Regions from separate parts of the Mus musculus genome. Here region 2 is linked to region 1. Evidence: chromatin loops called from intact Hi-C (ENCODE). Cell type or tissue: left cerebral cortex. All regions are shown on one strand. Each heading gives the region's core, and the rest is flanking DNA. Links, peaks and the distances in the headings are about the cores only.

Region 1 (10,164 bases), core at 910-8,909:
ACCTAAGAATGAATATAATCAGGCAGATAAAAGACACATGAAAATTCTAGGACACTGAGAGAAAATGAAGAAGTCACTGCAGGATGAAAAGCCTAAGATAATCATGGGCGGGAGAACTAATACTGCAAAACCGCCATACTGCCAAAAGTGATCTACAGAAATAATACACTTCCCATCAAAACATAATGACATCTCTCATAAAAATAGGAAGAGGTCATAATATCTACACAGAAGCACAGAAGGTTCCAAATAGCCACATTAACTCTGAACATAAAGAATATATGACCAAGTGGTCAACATATTTAGCCATGAAAGAAATGCAAACAGACCTGCAGTGAGGTTCTAGCTCATCCTGGTCAGAATGCCTTCCACCAAGCAAACAGAAACAAAGGCTGCAAGCTGCAGGAAGGGACTTCTACACTGTTGGTAGGCATGTAAATCACTAGTCATTATGGAAATTACCACAGAGGTTCCTCAAAAAACTAACAGAAAGCATACCACGGGAGCCACCCATGTCACTGCCAAGTACACTCACAGAATCAGTGCCAGCATCGAAGAGCCATAGCTTGATCTCTCAATATCTGCACAGTCAGGCTCCATGTACCAATAAGCTGAGTGAATGAAGAATATGTGGTACATAAATGAAATGATGCATTCTTGAGTTATAAAGAACAGAGTCGTGTCACTTACAGGAAAGTGGCTAGAACTGAGACTGCACTACGTCAAATAAAGTAAACCCAGAAGAATCACCACAGTCTAACTCCTATACGGAATCTAGATGCAAAGCACGCCATGAGACACACTGGGAATGGCACACACCTGTAATCCCAGCAGGCAGAGGCCGAGCTGGGAGGCGGGCTGAGACTCCAAGGCCACTAGAGCTAGCTACACAGTGACTTCCCCGCACTCCTTAAATAAGGCAAGAAAGTGGGCTGGGCATGGTGGCGCAGACATCAGCAGCCCCAAACCAGAAAGGAGACAAACTCAAATCTGATTCTTCAAAAAGATAAAACTAATTGTTAGACGTCAGGCAGTGGTGGGGTAAATCCCTGCACTGGGGAGGTAGAGATAATCGGATCTTGGAATTCAAGGCCAGCCTGACCTGCAGAGCAAGTTCCAGAACAGCCAGGGGTACACAGGGGAACCTGCCTTTAAAAATAAATGAACAAACAAACAAACAAATAAGGCATGGCAGTAGAAGGGGGAAAATCAGTGGGAAGGGTGGATGAAGGAGAGCAAGGGTAACACAGAAGGCCAGATAGCAAGGTGTATCATAGAACTGTGAGAAGCTATCAGGAAATGTGCATGCTTTATAGAATTAACATTAATAAAAACTATGTGAAAACAAGCTTGTTAATCCTGATATACATCTTTCTCACAGGTATACTTCACAGCTGTCAGTTACACACATGTCTGAAATGGGCATTTCCTCAGTAGAGTCACTAAGGGTATTGGGATAAAATCTGAGTATCCAACATCATGACTGCAGTAGCCTTTTTAGTGTGGTTTTTGTTTTGTTTGTTTTGGTGGGTGAGAGATTTTCACGATAGGGCTTCTCCACGTAGCCCTGGCTGTCCTGGAACTTGCTCTGTAGATCAGGCTGCCTCTACCTCCTGAGTCCTGGGAGTAAAGGCATGGAGACCACCACAGCCTGGCTAATATGTTTATTCTTTTTCAAGGTGCTTTATATTCCAAACTTTCTTCTTCCTCACTCACCATGTTCTCTGTGGTCCCCGTGCTCTATGGCCAGCTGACAGGCAGGGACAGAGGAACCCCTGGAAGCCTGGTGCAGGCTAGCCCTATGTATGTGGCACTGACCCAGCGCTCTTATCTCCAGGATGGGTGAGGATCAAGAGATGACACTTGTAGCCATCCTCTGACCTCCACTTGTAGCACATATGTACATATACTCAAATACACACACTTAAAAACCTGAAAATTTGTAAGTTGAAAAACTATTTCACAAAGGTATGAAAAATCGCAAATCAAGGCACTGGAGCCAATGGACACTTGATTTGAAGAAAGTAAATCTCTATAGTCATGAGGCTGAGGGAGGAGAGAGCCAAGTAAAAGACCAGCCTGGACTACCAAAATCTAAATGTGAAATCCTAGTCCCATTCTAGCTGGCCTTTCCCTACCCTCCCGTTTCACACATACCATGAAAACATCTGCATGCGATCCCTCGCACTCCTGCACTTTTGTGGTTTGGCAAAGGCTATAGAGAGGCTTTTTGAAAGGACCAGAAATGAGAGCTGTCACCGTGCCCCAAGCTCTGTCCCCTCCTCCTTGACCAACTGATGGAGAGTATGCATGAGGCTTTGGTACCTTTGTGTTGGAATAGTTGATTACTCTTTCCATTTTCAATGCTATTTCTTAAGTTTTTATTACTTGTTACTTGTCTTATTTTGTATGTATGTATACATGTACATGGATAGAGGTCAAAGGACAACTTAAAGGAGTCACTTTTGTAGATCAAACTCAGGTCATGAAGCTTGGTGACAGGAACCTTTAGCCACTGAGCCATGGCTGACCGTCGAGTTCTCTGTCTAACGGGGTTTCTGGTTTTATTGAAACTGAGCTGGTGCCACTGAAAGTGAGCACTGTGTTTGGCTTGTGTTGTGTCTGTGCTTATGGGTAGCTCTGATTGGCTGCTCAGCTAGTCTGCCTAAAAGAAAGAGAAACACTTCTCAAGTTAGTGCCATCAAATTCCCTTGGAATGTCAGCCTGTCACCAGCCGGGGGAGGAAAGGGCCCTGTGTCTCCTCACTATGCTCACTATTCATTGCAGATACGTGCAGTAGATTAAAAAGAAGAAAAAAAAATTGACAAAAGCAGAGGAGAAGGAAAAAAGGGAGGAACTCGGTTAATCATAAAAAGACCAAAACACCTCTGAGAAAAAAGGCTGCTTGCTCCTGTTCATGGCGTTTAGCGTGCCCTGCACAGTCACACAGGTCCTGAATAGCTCGACTCATTAACCCACTTTCTTCAGAGAAAGCCAGTCAACTCTGAAAGCAGAGGAAGAAGGGAACATTCCCATGATATCATCTTTCTGGTGCAAAAGGTTTAAGTCGAGATAATCTCAAAGTAAGTTGCAAAACTACGCCACGTTTTCCCAGTGGGAGAGCTTTGATGGGTCTGCTTAACAAGGCTTGGCTCCTACAGCCATCCTTTTGTTGGGTCCTTTTCTGACCACAACTCAAAGTATCCGCTGTTCAGTCACTTTTCTTGACCAATTCAGTACTACCTGAACTTTAAAAATTTATTAAAACTTTAAAAATTATTCCAACCAGAAGCCATCTCTCTCGTATTCTGATCTTTCAAAGACTTATTGTGTGTAAACTGGGTGGGGTGATTCGAGTCTTTAATCCCAGTGCTGTGGAGGCAGAGACAGTTAGATCTCTGTGTTTGAGGCCAGCCTGGTCTACAAAGTGAGTTCCAGGATAGCCAGGGCTATACAAAGAAAACCTGTCTTCAAAAGCCAAAGAACATGATGTATTGTGTGTTTGAATGTAGTCACGTATGTATCACAGTCATGCAGGCACGTGTGTGGAGGTCAGAAGGCAACGTGGAGGAAGGAGTTGGTTCCCTTCTTCCACCTTGTTTTGAGGCAGGGTCTCTTGTTTCTGTCATTGTGCTGTGTACTCTATCTTCTGAGAGATTCTCTAGTCTCCATCTCCAGTCTTTCTGTAGGAATCCTGGGATTACATGCCCACTCTATCATGCTTCTTACATGGGATGGCCAAGCTTGCAACGCAAGCACTTTACTCCCTTAGACATCTCCACAGCTTCTGTTCTCAACTCCCATAGCTATCCAAATGCATGCTTAGACAGAGCGCTCAAATACAAACTTTGAGAATTAAAGTTGTTCTGTCTTTATTGTTACTAGAACAGTAAGTACTTAAAATTTCTCTCGTGGCTGATGTTGAGTCCATTCATTTTTTTTTTTTCAAAAGAATGCTGAATTTTGTGTTTTACTGATTTATCTAATCCTTTCTCTTCGCTCCTCACGCTCCTCACAATCACCTGTGTGATGAGAACTGGAAGGCAAAATTCCAAACCTTCATCTCAGCGCAAAGCTCCGGGAAATCTGAGGGAATCTCGGGAAGAAAGCCAGGTTTACAGCCTCCACGACTCCCACAGCCCTGGGAGCAACCCCAGGGCAAAACAAAACAACAACAACAAAATCCTTTTCTCTCCTCTGCTTATTCACTGATGAGACTCTATGGGGCAGAGAAATACCTGAAAGCACAATTGTCCAAAGGGAAAGAAAGGACATAGAATAGTTCACAAAATATTCTAACTGCCTAAAGTTTGTAACTCACAACTGAGATGCAACGCGGTGCCCTTTAATAACCTTTGAATTTATTATTTAGAAAAAAAAAAAAGGACAACATACTACCAGGTAGATTAAACCTGGCCATGTACTCTGCTATATTACCAACATATCCAGTCATTTGTGAAGCCAAGAGAGAGTAAGACACACAGTTAGGACTGTTTCTCAGCCTTGAAGTGTGAGACCTACTTCAGCATTCTGCATGCAAGCACGAGTGTGAAGACACTACCATGTCATGTGGAAAGCTCAGGATAACTGCATCATCACACATCCCTCGGGTATGCATTTATCTTAACACATACAAAGCAATGCGCTCCTCCTTGTCGCCCCGAAAAGGATAAACACACGAGCATTTGCCACGGGTTCCTCCCACTCTGACTGGAAGCTTGGGGTGCTCAGGTTGTTTCCTTTTCTCTACTTAGTTACAAGTGACAGCCACGTACAGGAGGTTAGGAGAGCTGTAGTAACAGGTACCTTTTAGAACGTGTAGGACTGCTCACTGGTCCTTCCAGCAACTAGAGTAGCTGTAGCTGTATAGCCTTCACATTATTCTAACCCAGTTAAAGGCCTGTCAGCTGCCTCTCATCTTGCTTTCACACTACCTACGAGCTAAAAGTACTACCTCCTTTCTACGTAAGAAGACAATATTTTACAAAGTAATTGATAATCTATTGTGTCTCAAACTATTTGTAACTGTTAGTTAAACTATTAGTAAACAATAGAATTCTTAAGTAAAATCAGCTTGGTTTTTTATCTGAACAAAATTATAAAATCTTATTACCCAATATTTTAATAGTTGTATAATTTAGATTTCTTTAGGCAGCTGGCTGGATTTTAGACAAAATTAAATATTTTGCAGATACGATACAACCATTTGTACTTGTTCCGTTCTAAGGTCCTTCGTTTTATTCAGAATTCAACTTAAAGAGATTATTTAAAATGGAAGCTGTTGTGTGTTGCAAACACAGCTAAAATGAAGAGCTTCTGGGGCAGCGGTGACTAGATTTTAAATGCAGGTAGATCAATAAAAAAAAAAAAACCCCACCTCACACGGCCTCCGGGTGGGAGGAATGCTTTATAATAGCTTGCAAATGACTGTGTGCTTGCTGTAACCAGCTGTTCTTAAATTATGAATATGCAACCAATTCACGCTAAAGCCCAATCCCAGCACTGTCTACCGAGAAATCCCAGTAGCTCTGCTTGTTCTCCATGTTAGCTCTGTTAAGGATACAAATAGCAGTAAGCTGCCGAACAAACAGGACCAAACTATTGGCATTTCATGCACTAGGTCCATTATCACAGCAGGGAATGTCAATCATTGTACATTCCTATAACAGCTCACGCAATATGACAATGATCTTGCAGGGTAAAAAAAAAAAAATCAAAATCTCTGCGGCACACTCAAAAGTCCTTCTGACAACCTAGTGCTTCCTCAGCACAGCCAATCAGACAGGCAGGCCTGATCTACAAGAAGACTGCACTAAGCTTGAGACATTTAAAAACATCAATCATAAAAACAAAGACAGGACATTGAATTATACAGTATTAACCTCCAGGGTTTGCATACAAAGACCTTAGATTTATTTATGTCCCAGTGAGTTAAGAGCGCCAGTGCTCTCTTCTTTACACCAAGCTGACTGCCAATTTGATGAACCTCTCTGCCCTCAGCAGGAGTGCACGGTCTTTGATTAATGAGTGCATGTTTGTAGGAAAGTGTTAAGAGGAGAAAACAGAAAGTGGAAAAAAAAAAAGAAAAAGAAAAAAAGAAAAAGCCCACACAATTATGTAGACACAGAAGTGAAGTAGCAGGGCAGAAACTATCTTCAAATCATATGCACATCTTTCTGACATTATAAACCTATACAATCAAAATGAGTAAGGTTTCACATCTATGTATTACCTTTGTTATTATCCTCAGTGCTCAGCAATTTTTATTTAAATGAACATTATTCCAAGGCCAAATTACATGCAAAGCCTTATATAAGAAGTATTTCTAAACAACTTCATTTTCAAAAATATATAATAAAAACAAATATGTGAGATAAAACTATTTCGCCTCATACTGTCATAAACATCTATTAAAAACTAGATGCTTAACTGACATTAAAATTTCATAATGAATAGGAAGTTTTAAGTTTAACTGTTACGTATTTTATAGCTCAAACTCTTTAGTTGTCACAAATCAAACAAAACTCGAGACAGATTTAAAAGTCATATAAATTCATTTAATTTTCCTACTTCCAGCAGATGTTCCGAATATATTACAACTCTCTATGTTTTTTCAAATGAAATTAATATTCTTATTATTCATGTATTATTTTGTTTTTGTTTTGCTTTTGGGTGTTTTGAGACAGGGTTTCTTTGTATAGCCCTGGCTTTCAGACTGTCCTGACCTCAAATCCAGACATCTGCCCTCCTTGGTCCCCCATGTGCTACGATTAGAGGTGTGCACTATCAAGTCCCACCAGCCATAGTTTCTAAGTAACACAAGCAACAGAAACACATGCAAATTCAAGTTTAAACTCATTACAGACTTGCCCAGCATTGTCCTCCCTTAACAATATCATGCTAGTATCTTCTGAAAGAGCAGAGAGTACCTGCTGGAACTACAATACTTCCTCTGACACTGAGCTAAACTTTCATGCATCTTTAAATAATTTTTAATAGGCAACTCAATTCACCATAATTTGGTTTGTGTGACTATCTGGCCTGACAGAGATATCTGTTAAGTAAATACAGTTCTTCAGAAGCTAGACACAGGGCCAGAGAGATGTCTCAGTAACTCGGAGGGCCTGTGTTTAGTCCTAGAACCAATATTGGGTGGCTCAAAAAAGCCTGTACCTCCAGGTCCAGGAAATCTGATTCCTTTGGTCTCTGGGGATGGGGGACCTGCACACACCTGCACAAAATCCTACTCCCAACCCCCCCCCCCCACACACACACACACATAATTAGAAATAATACAAACGAATCTTCTTTTACAATGAGATCCATACGGTTTAATTCAGCAGCATGATTTGCATTTTAAGGAACTTTATGGCTACAATACAAAGACTAGGGTGTTGTACTGCCTCAAGATAACCTCTAACTTTAGTGACAGTAATGCATGACTTCCCTAAAAGACTTATGATCATAAACTTATGATTTCAGACCCCAGAATCACTCAGAGGTGTGTCATACAAGTTGAAAATTTGCTCATATTATACAGGAAGTCATTTTCTGTTGTTTTATTTGAGACAAAGTTTCTCTCTGTATCCCTTGCTATCCTGGAACTCACTCTGTAGTTCATGCTGGCCTCAAACTCAGAGATCCAGAGTGTTGGCATTAAAAGAGTGCCCTGCCACTTTATAGGGAGTCTTTTTTTTTCTTTTTTCTTTTCTACAGGAAGTCTTTTTAATAGGACTTATTTCAGCAAATTATGCCTTCCAATAATCAATTTTACATTTTATGTATATATGTTTTAAAGTATGTTATACTCTTTGAAGAGTTCTTAAATTTTATTCTACTTTAAGATCTAAAACTTTGAGAAAAATTAATAAATATTGGTATTAAAAAGGGTCTCAAAAATAATAAAACACACTGCATTCTGGCACCACCATCAGTTGTTCTCTTTCCCTCCAGTTTTCTTACAAAGCACCTCTGTCTTGTGAGACTAGTAGCCTTTATTCTTACCCTTTGCTCCTTCTTATTTCTCCTCCAACCCACAAAACAGAAAAAGTACAAAGCTCAGGAAAATGATACAGCTGGAATACTAAGTCCCAGTAGAGCTGAAGCCACAGGTAGAAGTGGCACAAGCCTGGGATGCCACCCCAGGGAAGACCCTGGACAGGTCAGCAAGAAACTGCAGTCAGACCCTTCCTCTCAAAACAAACACAACGGATGCAATGAAGGCCCTCGCTACAACAAACGCATGGCTTTAGTTTAAGAAAATCACTAAACAGCTACTAGGAGGAAAATTTGGAACAGGGTCTTATGAATTTTTAGTCTTATGAATTTTGGCCTCGTTAGAAAATTACAAGCAGAATGGTCTACTTTCCAACAATTATTCCCTCTCTGATCACTTCCCACAGTAAACGTTTAAAGAAACATTAAGCCAAATGAGCCAGTATTTATTAAATAAACCACGATATTTTAAGACTTTATTACTCAAAATATTTAATTTTCTGTAATTAAAAAAACCTCCTAAAATACTTACTAGACAATTTGATTAATCCCTCAGGAAATTAAGTATATTAAACAATCACTGAACCCTGATTACATAATTTCTTACAGGGGTCAATTCCACTTTATGACTTTGCTTGCACTGTGCCATGTTTCTTTTTTCTTTTTTCTTTTTTTGGTAGTTTTCTAAGAAAGACTAGTTCAGTCACTCTGAAACTACAATTTCAAAGCCCTTTCTTGTATGAAATCTTTACACCTATGCGTTATCAAGGTCTAATGTGCTACCTTCCACCTACTCAAGGAGATAAGACAGAAACCTTGAACTTCTGAGCAAAGGTGGTATCCCACATCTTGTATAGTAACACAAAAGTAGCAACAAAGACATTAACAATTGCAGTTCAAGCTGGGAGTGACTGTTCTGTTTCAATTCAATGACACCACTAATGGCTTCTTAGCAGCTCCATGAAATCAACCAGCTGTCAAGTTGATGCATCAGAAGGAGCAGCTATGCACTCCCATAAGAACAAGCAACACATCAGGATGTTTGGCAAAACATCTGCTCCTTTACTGCAACTCTATAATAAACATGCAAACAAAGAAATGAGAGAGAGGGCAACACGTTCAGAATTCCTGGCTTTCCCTTACAGCTTGTGTGCATTTTAAATGAGTGGCTTAGATACACGAAAAGCAAATTTCAGCTAAGTCCAATACTTTTTAAGATAGTCTATTCTTTTGAAAAAGCTAAATACACTCTGATTCTTCCAGAGAGACCAGAATCACACAAAATATTTACATTTATAAATAAATAGTAAACCACATTCATCAAGTCAAATCATAGTGTTATGTACAAAACTCAAATATGAAAACTAAAATATATTCTTTTACCTCACACACTATTTAGTAAATGAGGCTGGCAGTATTGTAATCCATGCATTTGCCAAGACTGAGCAGCTAAGACCCCATTTTCACTAGCATAAAGAGTGAATGTGCAAGCTTACCCTAGTCAGTGTATTAGTTTAACCAACAACATTTCAGATAGCATTATCTAGATTTTACAATACGTGCCTAGTTCTATTTTTCTGAAAACCATTACATGAACATACTAAGTTCTGATAAATAACTTCCTATTTTAAAAGCACACAACCTGATTTCCTAAAAAAATAAAACTCTTTGTCACGGTTGCTTAAATATACATTTAGCATTTGCTGCAAATATTTGTAAAATCTTCCTTTTCTACTGAGACACACAAATGCCGTAGTGTCATCTAAATTATTGATTGTGCAGCAGTGTTTACAATAGGTGTGAGACAGCAACGGACTTAACTACCATTTTCTTAACCTGCTTATCCTCTGTTGCTTCCATTTATAATCTGCCAAATCTTCTAGTCCTTTGTTGCATGTATAATTTAGAGCCATCTGTTCTATGTGCTTTTAACTATTTAAACATTTTTCACCTACCTACAGTTCACTAAACAGCAGACACTCAATTCAGTTAAGATTTCTATGTAGCATTTTACACAGAGCATATTTCTGAGTAAATAGCAGAAAGCAGCATAGAATATTCCACAGACAGTTCAAACATACCACTTACAATGGAAGTTTTCGAATATTAGACAATCTCCTTAATGTAGTTAGAATTTTTCTATTAGCTTCTTTTTGTAAGTTCATTGTA
Region 2 (10,164 bases), core at 1,207-9,206, 140 kb before region 1:
GACTGGAGAGAGACCCTCAGTAAGCTTCTTAGAGACACCAGATGACGCCTGCCAAGCTTTTATGGGGCGTACTATATTCCGGGAAATATCTCTTCTCTGCTGAGAAAACAGAGCAAGGGAAAGAGAACAAAGTAAAATGTAGCTGAAGCTGAATAAACAAAACCTGGACTTCAGGGAAGCTGCATGTCAGGGTTTCCCTTGCTTTATGTGAATAAGGAAGTCAAAAGCTCGGAATGATTGAATCTGGATGACTTTATCACAGGAGCAAATTAGATACTAATGGTACATCTGAAACCAATTCTATAGCAAAAAAGAGCAATACATGTCAGCAATCTGAACCAAAGAGGGTAACAAAGAATTTTCAAGTAGTTGGCTGGACAAATACACACCAGCCACCTCAGCATGTAGGAGGTGAGGCAGGAGGAGCTCAAGTTCCAGACCAGTGTGGTCCACAAAGAAACACCCTGTCTCAAAACAAAGCAAACAGAGCTCTAAGAATTACCTTGCAATTTTACTTGTAAAAGAAGATGTCCGATGAAAACAATAAAGGGCACCCCTCTAAATAATACAGAGATAGCCGAGAGCCATTTTTCTGCAGGGTTAAGGAGGGCTTCTTCCCCACGCTCCCCATTCACTGAAGGCTAAGCTTCAGATCTGTTGAGAGGAAGTAGCTCTTGCCCACCGGATCCTATGGGCCAAGGCCCTGGCACACAGGAAACACTGTCCAATATAGTGCTCGGGGAACTAGACTGATGTCCTTTTAGCTGGGGTGCCAGAAAAATTATCTAGAAAGGTACCCATTAATTTCTCAGCAAAACTGGCTTATAAACTGCAGCAATGTCAATGAAGTACACTAGACGGTGTACACAATTTGAATTCTCTGTACACCACAGTGTATCTGGATACCACCAGTCAGGAGGCGCTCAGTTGGCAAGGAATTAACCCACCGACAGGATGACCTAAAAGAAACGGTAAATATAACGCTGGACACATGACTCAGTAGTTAAGAGCAGAGCTTGCTCTTCCAGAACACTCAGGTTCAATCCTTAGGACCCACAAGGCAACTCACAACTGTAACTTAGGCCCGGGACCCTGACCCCCTTTTCTGGCCTCCATGTGTACTGCACATGTGTAGACAAACATGAAGGCAAAAAACACCATACACACAGAATTTAAAGAGAGACCGACACAGAGGGAAAGAGAAAGAAAAACTAAACAAGGAACAAAAATCTCCTCGTATAGGACACTGTCCCTAGTCTCTTGGGTTTTTGCTATTGCTCTCTTTCTGACAGGGTCTCTCTCTCCAGCAGCCTGGAATTTGCTATGTAGATCAGGCTGATCCAAGATCAGGACCCTCTCTTAAGAAGGCCTAATGTTACAGCAAAAAGCAAAGCATGAAACAAGGAAGTAAGTGCTCAGAGACAGTAAACTGAAAGCCTGCTTACAGAGACAGAACCTGCTCGATGTGGAAATTGTTCGGTCTACAGGAGTAACTGGTCTACTGAGATTATATGAAATTTCCCATAACAGCACTTTCTTAGCTTTGTTGTATCTAAACTATAGACTCTGGAGTTAACATGTTTGCCTTAAAATTCTGACTCAGCAGAATAATTACTTACAGAATAATTACTTTTTTCCCAGCGTGTTATTTTCCAATGTGTACTAGCACCCACCGAATACACAGGGAAAGTTGAAATCACTATGTACAGCACTTAGAATAGAGCTGTCATCTAGCATGTCTCCATCAAGTTCCACTGGAGCTGGAGCCTCGCTCAGTGGCATGATGCAAGCTTCGTGTGTGTGTGTGTGTGTGTGTGTGTGTGTGTGTGTGTGTGTGTGTGTCCCTAGGTTCAATCCTCACCACTGAAGAACTAAAAGAAACAAAAAGCTTGGCCCATAACTGTTACTACCAATTATATTATTTGTATAGGTCCTCGGGATTTAACTGGCCAAGACATCTAATCAAATGTCAGCACTACACTATAAAAATAGACACTTCTGGAAGCTTGACTTCTAAAATATTTCCCTTATAGAATGCTGCGCTTTGTACTTGTTCTTGAGGAAACAGCTTACCTTATCTTTGATTCTGTCGGCTCTGGCGTCCACAGGCTGGCTTTTGTTTTGTTCCTGATGACATTTTAGGGTTCCTCCACCTGAGCTTGTGCTTTGGTTCTGTCCCATGGAACTTGAAGCAGGAGTGGCTACTACAGATGCATTGACACCAAGTACTGATGCTGCACTGGTTCCATTAACCGACCCATTTATACCTTGAAAATAAACAGTTTTATATATTGGGACAGTATTTGGCCAGAACAAGGAGTAGGGTATGCATTGTTGTGTATGTGCAACTGTGAGTGAAAAAAGAGTCACGGGGCTGGAGAGATGACTCAGCGGTTAAGAGCACTGACTGCTCTTCCAGAGGTCCTGAGTTCAATTCCCAGCAACCACATGGTGTCTCACAACCACCTATAAGAAGATCTGATGCCCTCTTCTGGTGTGTCTGAAGACAGCTACAATGTACTCATATAAATAAAATAAATAAATCATTAAAAAAAAAAGAAAAAAGATACTCACTAAAAGTGACATAACATTCCTCCACATGAAGGATTCATCATGCATACTGTAGAAACAAGATACAAACTAATGCTCACAATGGGCCTGGGAGGGGTTTATTTTAAAGGGTGAAGAACTGTTGGAGATAAAAATTTTAGAGTATGTTGGAGGGTGGCCAATATGCAACACTATGAACGCAGTAAATTCAACTGAATAATTCACTAGCATTAACCTGAGTGGCTATCATAGACGTTAAACAGACATGTTTAGAAAACAAATCACTTGTAAGCATTGTCTGTTTAGAAACACTCAGGGCTAGCTACAACACTGCAACTTCTAAACACTCTTGTAACAATACTTAGAGTCCACAGAGATCCTGATCATTTAAAAGGAAAACACAGTAGTAGGGGAATGGTTTGGATAAACTAAACTCTAGTTCTGCCTAAGAGATAATGACATACCAAGGAAAGAGCTGTAGGACTCGGTTCAGATCCTGGGTAATTCACATCAGTATTTCCTAACACAAGCATTTAACGGTGGTTGCAAAATCAGGAGACTTGAGATATGAAAGGATTGTTATAAGGATCAAGAAAGATGATATAGAAGCAACTATCACAAGGCTGGAAAAATGTTCTTAAAACCAGACTGCTGCAAAGAGGTGTGGGGACAGGTTTCTGGTCCTTCACTCCTGTAGATGTCAGTACCTTTCTCAGGACCATTTCGACTGCTCTTCCCAGAAGTCCTCGAATGGAATGACGAATCGTGATTCTGGGCTGGAGGAGCAAACAGTGGTGGAATTCCCAGTAATGGTGGAAAGAAGGGCGTTCCAGCACGAGAGTGGCCATCTGTGGTTCGCCACCACTCTGCACCTCAAAACCAAGCAGAGCAACAGGAAGGACTGAGTGAGCTGCACAAGTCAGACAGTGGCTATTTGTTGCATTTTATTGCAGAAACAATGTTTCAAGTTTCTGCCAAGCTAGAACTGCTCAAGTCACATAGCTCTGAGAATCTTTTCACTGTAAACCTGTAATTTGATTTGTATAATCATCTCCCTTATTATTAGGCCATGATTGAAGAACCTTCCCTTAACTGTTTTCTAGATTCAAGCCGAAAAGGATGTTTTTCACAATGTTAAAAAAAAAAAAAGCTAAAACTTAGAATATATATAAGAAGAACCATTTAACTTCATACATCTATTTATTAAATTAATAAGGAAAAGAATTAAGTCTGTATTTATCTAAGAATTTAGATTTGAAGTTCACATCTGCAGCCTCTTAAGATGTTCCTCCAGTTATATACAGTATCAATCTGGCTTTCACAAATCAGGGAGCAGGGGGGAAATTAATACTATCAGATAAGTCTAGCACATCTCAAATGTATTTTCGGATGAAGTAATTCTACAGCCGAACAAAAACAAACATGTAGAATTAAGTTCTCAAAGAGAATTTCCAAAACACTTAGTTTTTAGTTAAAAATCTAGTCTTACAAAGCTTCAAGCTTTAAAATTTATAAAGACAGCTTGTTTTCCTTTACATTCCTCATGAATTACAGATGATAGTGAATTTTTTATAGTACAAAATAACCAAAATGAAAAAAAAATCATGGAATGAAATTCAGATATTCAAACAGTAGTTCTTCATTAAAACTCTTATGGGGGAGAAAAGCCAATTTTTATAAAATGCATTTTTCAAGGAAGAGTGTAGATGAAAAAGAGATCTGAACCAGGCAGTGGTGGCAAAGGACTTGTCTCACAGGCAGGTGGATCTCCATGATACCAGCCTGGTCTGGAGGCTGAGTTCCGGGACAGCCAGGATTACATAGTGAAACCCTGTCTCAAAAGACAAAAAAAAAAAAAAAAAAAAAAAAAAAAGGGTGGGAGGGAGGAGGAATTTGGTAATCATCCAAAGAACAATCCTGAATTACCACATCCTGGAAACAATCTTCAACAGGCTAATCGGCTAAATTTCAAAGTTAGTTCTCATTCATACAAGTCTCCTAAACATATGGCATTATTTCTTTGACTGGAACAGACACAAGAACATTAGACAAAAACACCCACATCGTGTCAGGAGATTGTACTATAGCATCTTTAAATAAAGTTCTGGAACATGCCTTCATTATGTAAGGGTGAAACGTTCAAGGTCACTGGCATTCCCAGAGGTGTCATGAACAATGTAAGCAAAACACTGCAAAAGCCATTGCTGCAACTGCGGTCATTTAGTGTACGGTACCCTGAAAGCTAGGAACTTGAACCACAACAACTGTGTGAAAACTCCTGTCACTCAACCACTGTCTAGATGCATTTAGATGGGAAAAGAGGGTGTGTGTGTGTGTGTGTGTGTGTGTGTGTGTGTGTGTGTGTGTGTTGGGGGAGGGGAGTATCTACACAGCTCATTCCTATCTGCAGGCATAGGTTTGCAACTTAGTTTCCCCTTAGTTGCTAAAAACTGACTCTGGCTATAATGTATTGTTTACACTTCTAACCCATGTTTTAAGGCCGGACATAAGAATTGGTCAAAAACTTAAGTAGTTAGAGCACAGGTGTGATTGGTATAATCAAGCTCAGAAAAAAATTACAACGTACCTCAGAATGTCAATAGTAAATAGGTACACAGCAGGCATTAGAGAAAAATAATAGGGAAACTGTATGTCGGGAGAGGCCCGCTCAGAGACAAACATATACAATTGGTTAGATAAAGAAAAGGGCCATTTTTGAAGATAAATGTCTGATATTATTTCAAATGAAATTACAACTTTTCAGTGAAAAGTTACACAGATTTCAAATTGAGGAAAATCAGAAACACATTTTAGTCACACAATAACTTCCATACCAAATGGAAGATATTAAACAGGGGTAACATAAGTAGGTGCGAGGTGAACGTCCAAGCAAACTGAAAATCCCAAGAAATGCTGCAGCAGCCACAGCAACCGTTTCCAGGGAGGAGTGCTGACATTTCAGGCTATGCACCAAATCTCACTCTGATCCGCAGTGCATTTATCTCAGAGCCGCTTGGTTTGTTGCACCACGGCTTCACTATTTAGCCCAGGCTGGCATCAAACTTGTGATCTTCTGCCCTCCAGGGTTTACACTCACCTACCTGCATACCTGCCTCTGATACGGCAGAATTTTAAAATCACTCATATATAAAAGCCTGATACAACCCAACACTTCACAGACTATAGCATTAAAATGTAAACACAAGGAATTTCAAATATTTTAAAATGAATTTCATAAAATATTATTTCAATATATAAAAATTAGATTATAGTAATATCCTATATAAGTTTACATTTGTTCTTTGAAATGAAAAATACCTTAGATATATGTATCTTCATAAAAAAAACTATACCTTACTTAAAATTGCTAATAGTATCTATCTTCTTGTGACTTCCTCGTATTTATGGGGAGACTTTTTTCCTGAAGTGTTTACCATTATGAATTATAATTTATATATTTAAGTTACTGTATCAAAGTGTAATTTAAAAGTAGGTTCTCTAAAATCAACCATAATCTCAGCCCATTTTTCAAAGAAGTGTATACACATACACATATGCCTCTGTTTTGTAATTATCTACCCTTCAGCAATCCATAAAATAGAGTGCTGGTGTGTTTCTCCAGAAATTGTTGGTAAATATGTAGGATCAAGAAGCATGTTGCTTCTTTATGTCAGATGTTCTTAAAATACTTTTCACTTATTTGTTGTATATGTGTATGTATACATTCATTCACACATATGTGCATGTACAGGTCAGAGGGCAACTAGAGGGCATAGGTTATCTCTTCGTACCACATGGGTCCCATGAATTGAACTCAGGTCAAAAGGCTTGCAGCAAGCTTTCCCACTGAGCTGTCTTGCTGGCCCTAGGTTGGTTTTTATATTTTGGAAGTACCATCGCATACAAGTTATTTCTTAATACTCATTTGATCACTTTCCAATAATCGGGTTTAATACAGTATTTTAATATAATTTATAAATGTTCAAAAGCAGTACTATAATAAACTATCACAAGACAATAAAAGTACTGAAGGTATCAGTAACTCCATAATTACTGTTAACTATTTAGATTTTATTTCAAGCTCTTTGGTTTCAGGAGGTGGCTGTTGATACTGAATAACCATGTTAGAAACAGAACAAGCCAGGTATGGTGGTGCTCAGGAGGCAGAAGAAAAGGCAGGGAGAGCTGCGTAAGTTTGAAGCCAGCCTGGTCTATATAGAAGAGCTCTAGGGTCTATATAGTGAGAAAAAGTTCAGTTCCTATTAATATATTAAGGAAATGTTATTAAGATTTGGTCAAGACTCTGTCCACTCACAAATCTTCTCCACCATCCCCTCTCTTCAAGGCAATAAAATTAAAGAAATAACATGCGTCCAGAGATAATACTTGAAATCCACAAGTAACCACTTCTATATTCTCTCTATAGTTTCAAAAGATACTTGGGTTTTTAAAAAAGAAGCAGTAGATACCTTGTCAGCCATTAAAGAGGAAAAAATATTGAGTTAGCGATCTGGACTAACGCGTGCCAGACACTGTAGACATCTCTACACACGGTGTCTACTCCAGTCTTTAGGTGGCCCTGGAAAGTGGGCAAGGTTTCAAGTTTACAGGTTTGAATACCCAAGGCTGAGAGGTCAGAGATTTGTCCAAGGCCAGATTTAAATCCAAGTTCTAGCAATTTAAACACTGTCCTAGTAAAACACGCTTCCTTACTGAATGGTAACATTAATCACTGCAGAATACAGTTAGATCCATCCGGACTTTCAGGAAAAGTTGTGTGAGCTCAGCTACTGTGCGTCTGGTCTACAGAATCCCATCTCACACTGGCCCTGGCCATGCACAAGAGCCAACTGCCTAAGTGTAGTGGAAATGTATTCCAAATATGCTTTGGAAACAGTTCTCAAATGGGAAAAAGTACAAAAAATTTAACATTGAGCCTCACCTTCCTAAAAAGTAAAGACACATGAAACCCAAGTCTAGGTCTAGGCTGTAAGGTACTTTTTCCCGGTGCTGGGTGTCTCACCCAGGGACTCATATGTGCTACCCAAGCATTCTACCAGAGGACACTGCCAAGCCAAGTTACATACTTGATTTGAAAATTAGATAATTGGGGGCTGGTGAGATGGCTCAGCGGGTAAGAGCACCTGACTGCTCTTCCAAAGGTCCTGAGTTCAAATCCCAGCAACCACATGGTGGCTCACAACCATCTATAAGGAGATCTGACTCCTTCTTCTGGAGTGTCTGAAGACAGCTACAGTGTACTTATAAATAAATAAATAAATAAATAAATAAATAAATATTTTTAAAAATTAGATAATGGGACTGTTTAGATAATGGATAGTTTAGTCAGTTAAGCACATGCCACAAGTGCGTGAGGAAAGCAGAAAAAGCCAAGCACACACCTGGGAACAGAGAGAAATCTGGAGCTCGCTGGCTGCTCAGTCTCCTGAACCAGAGAACTCCAGATTCAGGGAACCCTATGTCAAAAATCAGCATCAGAGTGACAGGAAGACACTCGACTTCACACTCTGGCCTTCCACAAGTAAATCCCCACATGGGTATCCATGAGAACATACAAACAGACAGAGACACATGAAAATGTACACATGTACATTGAACACACACACACACACTCACACACATACACTCAAAGCTGAGAAGAATTAAAACTGTACACGCACAGTACATTTCTATATCCAATACTTTGGTAAACGAACCAGAAACACTTGCCTTAATTATTCGTTCTAGGACAAGTGAGTATCTAATCGAGTGAGTGCTGCATGCTTTAACACACATATCGAGCTCCGGTTTGCTGCATGTGATAAAACGGAGCCAAATCTTGCCCCAGAGTCTAACACATGCCACTCTGCTGCTCAGTTTAAGAAACAAACACTGCCCGGGTTTTCCCAAGCTTTTCTCCTTTCCTACACCATAAAGGTTGTTTACCTGGAAAAGATGTTAGCTGGGGATGTGCGGCTAAGGCTGTGGGTGTACCAAGTGTCCCCAAACCACCAAATTCTGAATGCCCTGAGCTGGCTGAATGTAGACCAAAGCCTGGGTGGCTGAGCATTGGGAAGGCACTCGGCACTGTGGACAGGTTAAACGGCTGATCCCCAGCTGCTCTGAATAAATGTCCTGGGAGGGGAAAAAAACACACTTAAAGTCGTTCAGATACAACAGACGAGCGTTACCTAATTGCAGCATTCTCGAAGCTTACAAAAATAGCTATTCAATTTTTATATTATATTTTCTTCTTTAAGTTATACTCTTCAAACCCTACAGAATGTTTCCAGAAACACAAAACCATTTTAAGGTTATGAGTAGAAGACCCTCAGTAGTTTGAATTTCAGATGTTAGAACAGATGCCAAGAAAATAATTTTTGTATCTGAACTGAGGAAGTGGTCAGTTTTGTCAATACAGGTACATCAGTGTAACATTACACTCTTTTGTTCTTGAGGAAAAAAAAAAAAGAAATCTAACAATGAAAACCTACGAAACGGACCCAACTCCGTTACCAAGTAATCATTCAAATGATCAGACAGGCACAGAGATGTCACTTTCACGTTCAAAGTCAGAGTTCTGTTCTCTGTCTGACTTTGCGTAGTAGAGCATCCTGATTCCCAAGGCAGCGTGTACCAGTGTAGTCAAATAGTGCCAAAGACAGCACAATTAATACACTTACTAAGGCCTTTCTAAATAAAGTCACAAATCCATTTGTAGTCAGCTGCAGAACAAGAAAAACACTCTTTCCTTTACTCACAGGAAATAATCAGGACACTTTGCCCTCTTACCATGAAAACAGAGTATTAAACCCAGTATTCTAGGTTCTTTAAAGAATTCACTTTGAACGGCAGGGCACACCTTTAATCCCAGGACTCAGGAGGCAGAGGCAGACTGATCTCTGTGACTGGAGGACAACATGGTCTGTGTAGTGAGTTCTAGACCAGCATGAGACCTGGCCTGAAATAAATTAAATTAAGTAATTTACTTTCCATATGAAGATGGTGATACACGTCTGTAACTCTGTATTCAAAAGGTCAAGGCAGGAGGATTCAAAGTTCTAGGCCAGCCTGGGCTGCATAGAGTTCAAGCCTAGATCCCGCTAATTAATGAAACTCTGACTCTTGTAGATGCAGCATAATGGCAGTCAAGGGCTTACCCCAGATTAGGATCTCCCAGGACTCCATAGGAAAAAAGCCCAGACACTCTCTGAATATTACTGGGCTTTAGTGTCCAAGAAGAGCAACGCTCTTGTATTATCTGTGGTCCACCTGTGACCCTGGATGACATTTTTATTAATTGATTAATTAATCCATGAAGTAAATTTAAGTTAAATGTAAAAGGGAATACCTTTGCTTATCATTTAGCTGTCTATCAAATGTTAACTCTGATTTTCTGGTTCTTAAGAGCACAAGGGCAAGGCCTAAGGACTCCACAGACTGTTATGTTTTTAAACGAAATAATGCTAATAGTTTAAAATAAGAATATTCAAAGAAAAAAAGTATATCTTCTACAGGAAGAAGTTTGGATTCTGGGAACTGCTCCAGACGGAAGCAGTAGCTCGTGACCCTGGGAAAGTCTCTGGAGGGCATTTACAAGGAAGGAGGACAAGT

The links. A loop is a pair of places that touch in the nucleus more often than their neighbours do. Peaks named below come from ENCODE experiments on the same cell type or tissue, not always from the same donor. Only the 100,000 strongest peaks of a DNase experiment are listed, where the experiment ranks them.
Region 2: a loop joins it to region 1, with 2.1 times the contacts of the local background. A loop is called at or near these places in 2 of 42 quality-filtered maps.

What each region holds. Positions count from the first base shown.
Region 1 is chr2:60,113,409-60,123,572 of GRCm38, forward strand. All of the region lies in intron 1 of Baz2b (bromodomain adjacent to zinc finger domain, 2B), which reads right to left. Among named protein-coding and RNA genes, the nearest start is that of Baz2b, 7.2 kb to the right of the region's middle. In left cerebral cortex, for the core only: no CTCF peak of the experiment used is centred there; DNase peaks (open chromatin) are centred at 4,664 and 5,657.
Region 2 is chr2:59,975,286-59,985,449 of GRCm38, forward strand. Baz2b (bromodomain adjacent to zinc finger domain, 2B) reads right to left here. Exons shown (of 36, transcript NM_001001182.3): 5 at 3,258-3,422; 6 at 2,074-2,267. Among named protein-coding and RNA genes, the nearest start is that of Gm13572, 57 kb to the right of the region's middle. In left cerebral cortex, for the core only: no CTCF peak of the experiment used is centred there; a DNase peak (open chromatin) is centred at 4,708.